2 separate regions of the Homo sapiens genome follow, and region 2 is linked to region 1. Evidence: chromatin loops called from intact Hi-C (ENCODE). Cell type or tissue: dorsolateral prefrontal cortex. All regions are shown on one strand. Each heading gives the region's core, and the rest is flanking DNA. Links, peaks and the distances in the headings are about the cores only.

Region 1 (5,388 bases), core at 389-5,388:
ATGAGAGAGGCTTTGCCTAACCACCCTATATAAAACAGCAACTTTCCTTTCCCCATGCTTTCTAACTCTCTTAAGTTGATGCATACACACACACACACACACACACGCACACACACACACACTATACTATATGCACTATATATTTATTTTCTATTTCCTTTTACTAGAATGGAACTAGAGACTTTATCTGTTTTGATTACTGCTCTTCCTCTTGAGCATAGACCAGTGCCTGGCACATAGTAGGTACTCAATAAATGTATATTGAATAAATACCAATGTGGTCTCACAGCTCCTTAAGCAGTGAAGCCAGGACTGAAACTCAGTTTTATCAGACTCAGATGCCCATACACTTTAAGCATTTCACACTGTTTATGAAGGCCCTACCTTCCAGGTGGAATTAATGTGTTCCATAAACCTCTGTATATACCTTTATTACGTATATTACTTTAACTGTATTGTGATTATAGTTACCTGTCTCTCTCTCCTAATACATTTGCTTTTCGGTAGGGTGGGAACCACACCTTACCCATATCTCTCATGCCTAGTATGATCCATAGTGGGAGAGGAATACTTTTTGTTTTTATTGATGACTTCAGAAAGAAACAGTCTTTTCTGCTGATCTTACTTTTTGCCAACACTCCCTAAAGGAAGTGATTCTCGTTCCTTTCCTTATCCAGCAACAAAAACCCAGAGAGATCTGCGAAATTGGGCTCATTATGCTGCTTACTCTGCGAGGTATAAAACAGTTGCCATCATGAGACCAAAGTTCTCCACTTTAATTTTGATTTTATGAAATAGCAAAACTGTTGCAAGGGATTTCTCTAGAGCCTTGTAATTTAGGACTGGAGCAGACAGAAGAGAATGAGTTAAACTTGGAAGAGGTGTTCCCAACACATAGTCCTTGTATAACCAAACAAATCTCTTGGTGCTATATTATCCACCCTCTTCTTTGTTTCCAGTATATAGCTTTTAATGTGTTTTCAGCATTTTGTTGTTATTTTAGGTCAGTGAAGTAGTCTGTTAATAACTTGGTATTAATACTGTCTTTCTACGGGCACTGCATCTTGGTAGGGAGCTCAGAGAATCATGCTTCTGGGATGTCGTGAAGTATGATGGGCAGCTGAGTGCCTTCTGCAACCCAGAGGTGTAATTGATTCAGAGGAAATACATCTTTGAGGCTAATATTACCTGCCTTTCTTCAATTCCCTATATAAATATGTTTGGAGATATTACATTGATGATTGGAAGCTGTCAGGATACCATGCGCAATACTGTGGTTAAAAAATATTAGGCAAGCTTTTTCGAATACTGAGAAGCCATTCTGATTAACCTGTTCAATAATAACTTTGAAGGCAATATATTCATAAACATGTATTTATCTCCAGCCATGTAATTAAAATGCCAATCTCCTCTCTAATTTCAGAGATCTCAGCCTCCTTAAAAAGCCCTCAAGAGCCTCACCATCATTATTCAGGTAGGATGCATATGCACATAGACATGTCAGCTGAGCTAAATGTCTGTGCTTCTGCATTTGTAAACAGAAACACTGACAAATTCTGTGTTACTGACATGGCTCGCGACTTGAAAAGTTATTGTTCACTTTGATGGGAAGAACATTCCAATTTCTAACTTTGCCATTGACTTGGGAAAACAAGTTTTCAGAATTTAAGAGAATTTGCATTTTTGCAAAATGTTTGCATTCTCAAGTTCCAGATTGCAAAGTAGAAAGATGACCTTGAAATCTAAAAATTCTTTGCACGCTCAAAGCAGCCCCAAGCCAGAGATCTCAATGTTTTGGACTGGGGAAAAGGCAGACCTGAAAGTAGTTCCTTGAGGGAGGGTTTTGTACCCTCAATGGGGCCTCAGTGAGTATGATCACTGAATGAAGGCCAACCCCACAAAGTGAGTTCAACAAAGATGTTATTAAACAAAGATGTCAAGGGTCTTGACTCTCTTAAGCAACATCACTTCACAGTGCTTCAGTTGTCTTTCTTTCAAAGTGGGAATAATTGTACTTGCCCTTCCTGAGGAACAGTCTGCCAAAGGGCTAGTTGAGAATTAAGAGGAAAACACTTTGAAATGCAAAGCAATATAAAAACCAACTGGACTTGTGCCATTGGATGGTTTCTTGGGAGTCATTGCTCTCAGCATTGGATGAGATAATACATGGGCAAGCCTTTTACAAATCTAAAGCTCAATACATGAGTAAGAGCTTATTGGTGCGATAATTACTGTTATAATTATATAAGGTTGTTTGTTCAGGGTCTAGTAATAGATTGCCTTATCCTGAATTCTCCTTTGTAGTGAATAGAGTTGCAGTGGATTCCAGACTCCTCAACCCAGGCTCTTACAACTGAGTCTTTCAGCTCGGCAGTAATCTATTATTTTGACTCCAGCTGTCAACTTAAGAAAGTCTCTAGTGAGGAATACTGTAACTCATATTGACTCTGATCTGTTAGGCTATAGCTCTTAACAGGAAAATGCAGATCACTCGCTTCTAATTAAAATCGGTCTTCGGCTCTCTCTGGAAAAAGAAGATGAACTGTGCAAAGTGAACAGTAGGTGTCCCCACAGCCCACCGTGCTTTGGATTTGCTTCGGAAAGGAAAACCAAAGTCCACGGATTAAAATGCCATTTAAAAGAAAGTTCCACATATGTATGGATTAGTATGTGATTTGGTATTCAGGAGAGTGGAGGTGATAGTCCTACCTCAGACCATGTGACATAATCTCATATTAAATGCCTCTAAAATTGGGATTTCTTTCCTGTTTAAGGCATAGTTTATTTTTAAGACTGTATTATAGATTATATTTTTGATAATGGCAAAAATAAGAGGTCTTTGAAATTAAATAGCATTATATGAATATATTGATGTGGAGAGGCTTTCTGTAAATTCAGCCACTGATGCATACTTAAAATAGAAAATCTGTTTTTGTTTGCAGCCATTGAAAGGAATAATTTAATGAGGCTTTCTCAGACCATACCATTTACACCAGTCCAACTGTTTGGTGAGTAGCATTTCTACCTTCTTGAGTTTATGCCAGGACAGAGGCATAAAATCTGAGTGAATCAAAGGAAACCACATTGCATTATTTTAGTTGAAAATTTTGTTTTGTTGATAGTTGTAGTTTAGTGAGATTCATTTCCTAAAATGGAAATTCTTGTTAACTGTCATGGCCAGCATTCAGGGACAAAAGCTAATACTATGGGAATAAGACCTATAATGAGCAGCAGTTGGGAAGAAAGCAATAATATTGCACCTGGCATTCACTGACTCAAGGCTGGAAGTAAGTAGGAAAGAAAAGAACAAACCAACCATTTATAATAAGCACAGGAGAAAGCGATAAATGTCAATATGGTGAAAGCCAACAGGCATCTGAAGAGAAATGCTTTGTGTATTGTTTTTTGTTTATTTTGTTTTGTGTACACTAATTGCTCTTATCTCAGACTGCAAATGTCATTTTAAAAGTCTGGAGTAGTAAAGAAAAACAATCTCACCCTGGCTAAAGCTATCAAAATTTCTCTGTCTGGCAGGATAAGACATGAGCAAGTTGACAATATAGCAAGGGTCCCCAAAGTGTCCTTGATCTTGATTCTTCTCACACTGTTCACATGGGGGCAGACCAGGTTGGCTTCTGATTGTTTTTATTTATTTATTTTTATTTTTATTTTTTTTTTGAGATGGAGTTTCACTCTCGTTGCCCAGGCTGGAGTGCAATGGCGGGATCTTGGCTCACTCTAACCTCTGCCTCCTGGGTTCAAGTGATTCTCCTGCCTCAGCCTCTCATGCAGCTGGGATTACAGGCGTGCACCACCACGCCCAGCTAATTTTTGTATTTTTAGTAGAGATGGGGTTTCACCATGTTACTAAGGCTGGTCTCAAACTCCTAACCTCAGGTGATCTACCCGCCCCAGACTCCCAAAGTGCTGGGATTACAGAATCACCGCACCGGCCTGGCTTCTGATTGTTAATGCAGATGCCTTCCCCTTCCATTTGGCCCCATGGCTGGCTTTGCAAATCAATAGCTCTGCTCTAAAGCCTCTAGGGATTTAGAACTCCAAAGAGATCTTCAGTGGCATTTATCTGGGCACCAAGAATAAATATTTGAAAGGTTTGAAAAGTTGTTACTGAGCATTACCTAGATGTGTTTATTGGTGAGGAATTAGATGCAAGAGGGAGAGAATGGATTCCTTTCTTGGTAAACCAGTACCGTGTTCATATATATATATATGCTTCTATATATATATAGAAGCAAAGGTGTAAGGGGGAAATGAAACACCAGCTGGGGCTGGACAGAAGTTGTATATAGATTATGTTGCTCTGTTAAGAAACATTAAACACTGACTTGGTAGTGTTTAGGTTCAACAGGAATTTTTCCCTCTTCAACAGCCTAAAAGTGGAAGCTATGTAGCAGTTAAGTAGTATTTTGTGTCTAAAATCCTTTAAGTGGGATTGAGTTTGTATCTGAGGTTGTAATTCACTTTAGACATGTTAGCCTATTTAACCTTTACAACAGCCCAATGAGAACAGTATTTTCATCCCCATTTTTCTGATGGGGAAATTGAGGCTTTAAGTAACTCGTCCAAAGGCACAAGGGAAGGAAGGAGAGGCTCTGGGGTATGACATTGGTACTGTTTGACTCCAGCTGAGTTAAACCATGCATTTTCAATGAAGTAATATCACCCCTAGAAAAAAATAAGTTTTTTTATGATATAAAGCACAGATCTACAGAGTACACATAAACAGATATACAGAATATTTTTAATACAAGTTGAGCTTGTATTAAATTCAAGCTGAAATCCACCTGAAATCCAAAATGCTCCAAAGGCTGAAACTATTTGAGTGCTAATGTGATGCCACAAGTGGAAAACTCCCACAACTGACCTCATGTGACAGGTCAGAGTCAAGACACTGTCAAAACTTTGTTTTGTGCACAAGATTATTAAAAATATTGTATACAATTACTATGAGGCTATATGTATAAGGTGTATATGAAAAAGATGAATTTTGTGTTTGCGCTTGGGTCCCATCCCCAAGATATGTCATTATGTATATGCACATATTCCAAAAATCTGAAAAAATCTAAAATTTGAAACACTTCTGGTCCTAAGCATTTTGGATAAGGGATATGCAACCTGTATTAATAGGTTGTGAGAAGAACAATTAGAAAAGAATGTCTAATTAGGCTCCTTAGGAGGATGATAATAAGCAACACCATCAGGTTAAACCGTCTCTTTAGAAGTATTTGTCTTTAACAAAAGAAGCATATCCTTACCACTTTGTTTTTGTCCAGTTATAGTCTACAGTAAGAACAGCTTAATTCTTTTGTATCCTCTGATATTTGTCCCTTCTCCCCTTCCCCACATCTACTAGACAATAAATAACAT
Region 2 (5,388 bases), core at 196-5,195, 160 kb after region 1:
ATTTTCCCCCTGAAACTGGTCTTAGTTTATTAGTCAGCTGATGTAGCAGTAGAGCACATGGAGAATGTTTGTTTACAGCTCAAGAAAGAGTAGATCTTTTCCTAACCTTTTACCACTATCTGTTTTATATGTCATAGGTGCATTTTTTTGGTCTCTGAGATTGCACGGAGACTTTTCTCTGGGGCTTAGGACCTTTAAGAAGGTTTAAAGGGTTGAGGTTCTTAAGGGCCTGGTGAATTTTCATGAGGGAAGAAGCTAGTAAATACATTCTTATTTCAACTTAGGGACACAGAGAAATTATGTAAGATGTCTGTGATTCTGTGCTACCAAGTTCAGAGACTACTCAGGAATAAGCCCTTAATGTAGAGGGAAGAAATTGGACTGCATCCCCATCTGAAATTCTGGCTCCTCCCCACAGCTGGGTGGGGCAAAACTTCATTCACGTCTGGAGATTCAATGGAGTATTTGATTCTGAAAGAGCTATGACTTCCCCTTATTTATTTGTGGACTTTCTAGAGAAATTTTTGTCTTACTACTTTTGCTGTTATAAACATTCCCATTATACAGTCAAAGTAACTGAGGCACAGTTTATTTCAGTGGCTACCCCAAGGTAAGATGACATCACTATAAAACATTGGCTAGCGAGTTTTCTTATCACCTGTTTGGGCTGATTTCTGTGAATTGGTTGGGATCAGCAGTTTAAGGAAAATGCAACTAACTGATTTACTATCCCTGATGAACATATTTTGATGGCCTTAATTCCTTTCAGAAAAAAAGTATATTCCTAAAAAAATCATTATAGAATTATTTTTGGGGCACTGCAGTGACAAATGAGAAGTGGTAGTCTCTCTAATCTTCCCATTAGCCACCATCAATTAGTGTACCAATGAGACTTTACTCTTGTCTTGGTCTTACACGGTTTGCTAGGCAGTATCTCATGGAAAGATGATTCTGGATCCCAATCAAGGAACAAGATCTATTAGAATAATTTCACTTTCTTGAGTATCCATGCAAATCTTGGCAAAAGGTAACATTGGGTTAGCAAATTACCATAGAAAAACATTCAACTGTATTTTATACATATTTTGGAGATTCTCTGTGTCACAGGGAAGTTTATTTTACACTGGCTGATGACTTCCTCATCCCTCCACTTACACTCTTGTTGAGGTATATTATGTCTGTGCCTTTCCAAATTTTACTCCTGCTAAATACGGTCGTCACCACTTATTCAAACGGGATATGGTCTTAAACCCCTAGTGGATGCCTGAAACCACAGATAGCACCAAACCTTCTAAATGCCATGTTTTTTCCTATACATACCTACCTATGATAGTTTAATTTAAAAATTAGGCACAATAATAATAAACAACAATAATAAAATAGAACAATTATAACAACATACTGTAAAAAGTTATATGAATGTGGTTTATCTCTCTCTCAAAATATCTTAATATTTTCAGACTATAGTTAACTGCATATAATTGAAATTGCTGAAGGCGAAACCGTGGATAAGAGGGAACTACTGTAAAACTCTTTAAGCTCTGAAACACCGCTCTTGCTCTCGCAATGTTCTGTGGTCAGATAAGGCTTCCCAGAAAGAAACTCTGTCCACTGACAGATGAGAGCCAAGGCTGAGTGGTACCAATTGAAATAAAAATCTGGTATTTTCCATTTCGTATTGCTGGGGCTTTATATGTTACTCCCTTCTATTGTGGTGAGTGTGATATGATAGGAAAAGTCAATGAAAGGGTTTCTCAAGTTCAGGTTTGCAATTTACATTCTTAGGCAAATAAGCTCGTTATCCAGAAGCTTTGTTAACCATCAATATTTTAATCTTGTGTCAACCCAACTTTTGTGTATTGCAACATTGTAGCTTTTAACAAAACCAGGAGAAAAAAAACTGACCCACCCCTCAGAATTCATTTAATTCTGTTGTCCAGGAGGAAAGCCTTTGGGAATTCAGCCTGTTTAAAATGCTCAAAGATGCTGCCAGCAACTTAAAACAGACAAATAGAAAAAAAAGAAAGAAATATAAAACTGTGAAAGTACACTTTGCAATGTGTAAATCATTAATTAATGTGTTTAATTAATTAATTGTGTTTAATAAGTAATAAAACAGTAGTTTTGCTACTGTCCAGCACTTAATATCTATTTAGTTTAAAATTCTATGTTCATTTGCTTGACTTGCTGAAAGTCCTATGAAATGGGATGCTTCTTATAAGACTAAATATTATTTACTAAATATAAATTGTTGCTTATTAGTCTAGATGAGGAAACAATGGAATAAACATTAGAAAATCTCAAAAATATAATTTAATGTTCAACTAAAAATCTTCATACATAGGATTAATAGAGTATAAACACTAGTTCGTTGGGAAGAGACATTCATCTACTCATATATATAAAATCAAGGTCAGTGAGTCCTCTCTTTTCACTTGCAGATAATTGCTGATTGGTGAGCTGGAGTACAGCAGGACAGGCAGAGGACAAAGGATGAGGACATGCTGAAACATACCAACCAGCAGAGTACCTGACTGGCAATCAGAACTTGTGCAAATGACTTGGGTGGCCTTGGGAGGAAAGATAGAACCCCAGTAGTGAGTTAACCAGAATATACTTCATATAGAAACAGTGCCGAAGACTAAAGTCTTGTACCATTTTAACTACACTTGTGGTATATGGTATTAATAAGGTATCCTTAAAAAGGATCTTCTACTCCAAATAAACCTTTACAATTCAAAATAAAATATCTTTTACAGCATTTCATGTCACAATTTAAAGAATTCATTTGATAAGACAACTGTATCACTTGGTCGTCTTTTTAAATTTTATTAATTTTTTGTCTTCCATTTTTAATTTTAGGTTCAGAAGGTACATGTGCAGGTTTGTTACATGGGTAAATTGCATGTCATTGGTGTTTTTACACGGTTGTCTTTGACTTCCCAAAGTCCTTCATTCCCTAAACCTAAACATACTTTACTCAACCAAATAATGTGGCAATAGGACCATCTCTAGAAAGATGTTCAGTTTGGATCTTCATAATGCTCTCAATAAACATTTACTGCTTTCTTTCTCACATGAGCCATTAACGACCTAATATAATCAGTATCTTGTCCCCTTTCTAGACCCCTGTTTTTATCATATGATCTTGGTGATTGGAAACACTAAAAATTTAGAGAGGATTGCTCTTGGATGACCCCTACTGTCCTAAGACTTTTAGTACAAAGAAAAACAGCAAGCATAGTGAAAAATGCCCAATAAGGAGGCAGTGTTTAGTCCCAAGTTTATCTTCCTCATTTGCTCCTGTATGACCTTGAGCAAGCCACTTACCTTCTCAGGTCCTCAGTTTCCTGATCTGTAAAATGGGAGGGTGGGTAGGGATTAATACTTTATCCAGTTAGGCTACATAATATTTTGAGATTTCTTTCAGTTCTGCTAATACTTAGGATTCTTTGAGTTGGGGCCCGAGAACTGTGGAGACAGTCTCAAGGAGGGTCACAAGGTTCCTTTTAGTTAAGAAACCAAATTGAACAAAAGCAATTACTACTTGGCACCATAACTCATCTGTCAGTGTGTCAGGCATTTTATACAGGTTTTCATTTATTTCTCATAATAAACCTACAGAGCCAATGTTTTTGCCTCCATTTTATAGGGTGGGAATCTGAGGATCAGTGAGGCTAAATAACTGGAAAGTAAAAGAGCTGGGGCAAACCCGCTTATTTGGTTTTGGTGTCTCTGCCCCATTTCACTTTGCATCCATAATGGGTGTCACCTTCTGCTAACTTTCTCTCAGGAAGTGTTTTGCTCTTGGTTTTGGAGCCATCTATCATTCACCTTGCAATTGCATGCCCATAGCTCACAGTTTCTTCCAAATAGAAATATACACACTATTTTGCTTACTGACAGGTACTTTCCATTTGAAGAGTCATGTACTGTGATGCCTGACAGTGCTCCCTAGAGCAAATTTAGGGTGAGGAAGAGCAAAGGAAACTAAGTAGATGCCTAAAAGTAGAATCATGGTAACCCTGCATTAAAGCCCTTGACTATAATTTAAAGTAGTAATAATTTGGAAGCCAAAGGAAAGACACCAAGATCATTCTTAAAAGGAGGATAGGACTCTTTTACAGAACGATTTTGACATTAGTGAAGAAACTAAGTCCAATTCATAGAACTGATTGTACAAGAAGAAACTGATGAACATAGAGAGAAAAAAAACCCAGCAAAATTCAATTGCTTCAGTGTGTAAGAAGATAAGCAACATAGTTTTTAATGGGTAAACATTTTCATCTTAAGCATCTCCCTTCAGCAGAATACATAGACACACACATGCAGTCTTTCTTGTAACCTACATACACTTGAAACCTCTAGAGCACTGGCCTTGGAGGCAATGTTGACGGGGTAGAGCATTATTTCTGCATCCAGACTGCCTGGACATGAAAACTGGATTCTCCTCTTACAGGCTGTGTGACTGTAGACAAATGAATGAGCATTACTGCCACGGTTTCCCCATGGGTTCATTATGAGTATTGACAGAGTTAACATACATAAAGCACTTGCTGGTACATGGCATGTAGTACCCACTAGTTAAGTGTTAGCTATCATTATTATATAAGAATGTTCTTTAAAAAAGGCTTTTGGAACCCTACCAGCACGAAACTAAAAAAGGCTTTCAAAATAACATTTTCTAAGCCCACCAATTGCTTTCCCAGGCGGGTTCAAAAAATATACACTGATTAAAAATTTCATTTTAAAATGAAGCTATACAGATTGATGGATACTTTTCCAAAATGAAATCCAGAGGTTTCCCTGCTAGTCTTAAAAAAAATTGTTTGCATTATAATCATCATGACATGTACAAGGACAATTCCATTTTCTCCCTCCTACTGGGCCCTCTTTTGTCCCCTATGAAATCTTGAATTCCCTTCTCTTTCTCCCTAAGCCTAGCTAATGCTGTGGTCTGCCACTGTTGCCCTTATTCCCACTTCTGTGATGTTTCCATACTTCAAGGCAGGCCACAGAATGGCTGGCATACAACTGGGAATTCCTGCAAGGCTCGTCCAGTTAATGGTGATTAGCTGTTACAGACAGGAGCCAGGATGGGTGTACATGGTCCCAAACAATGGAGTCTAACATGCATCCACAAAAGCTTTCATCTTGAGAACATAGCCTCTTGTGAGATATTACCAGAAGTCTCAAGGTAATTGCATTTTACTGGAATCAAACCTAACAAGTATTTTATAATTAAAGATCATGCTGGTTTCCTTTACTATCACCTGCAACTTAATCATGTACTTGAAGCTTCCCACAAACAGCGAGGCTGTTTAATATTTATTGAACATCCACAATTACCTTTACTTTTCATTTCTCTGGAAACACACTCCTTTGGTT

What was found. Hi-C counts contacts between places; a loop is a spot of excess contacts. Peaks named below come from ENCODE experiments on the same cell type or tissue, not always from the same donor. Only the 100,000 strongest peaks of a DNase experiment are listed, where the experiment ranks them.
Region 2: it touches region 1 in a loop (5-fold over the local background); 22 of 110 quality-filtered maps call a loop at or near these places.

Annotation. Positions count from the first base shown.
Region 1 is chr9:74,740,181-74,745,568 of GRCh38, reverse strand. TRPM6 (transient receptor potential cation channel subfamily M member 6) reads left to right here. Exons shown (of 39, transcript NM_017662.5): 32 at 1,424-1,474; 33 at 2,943-3,008. Among named protein-coding and RNA genes, the nearest start is that of TRPM6, 150 kb to the left of the region's middle. In dorsolateral prefrontal cortex, for the core only: CTCF peaks have their summits at 2,560 and 2,564; a DNase peak (open chromatin) is centred at 2,568; H3K4me3 peaks cover 796 bases; H3K27ac peaks cover 785 bases.
Region 2 is chr9:74,576,004-74,581,391 of GRCh38, reverse strand. The region is part of intron 1 of RORB (RAR related orphan receptor B); the gene reads right to left. Among named protein-coding and RNA genes, the nearest start is that of RORB-AS1, 80 kb to the right of the region's middle. In dorsolateral prefrontal cortex, for the core only: a CTCF peak has its summit at 3,220; no DNase peak of the experiment used is centred there.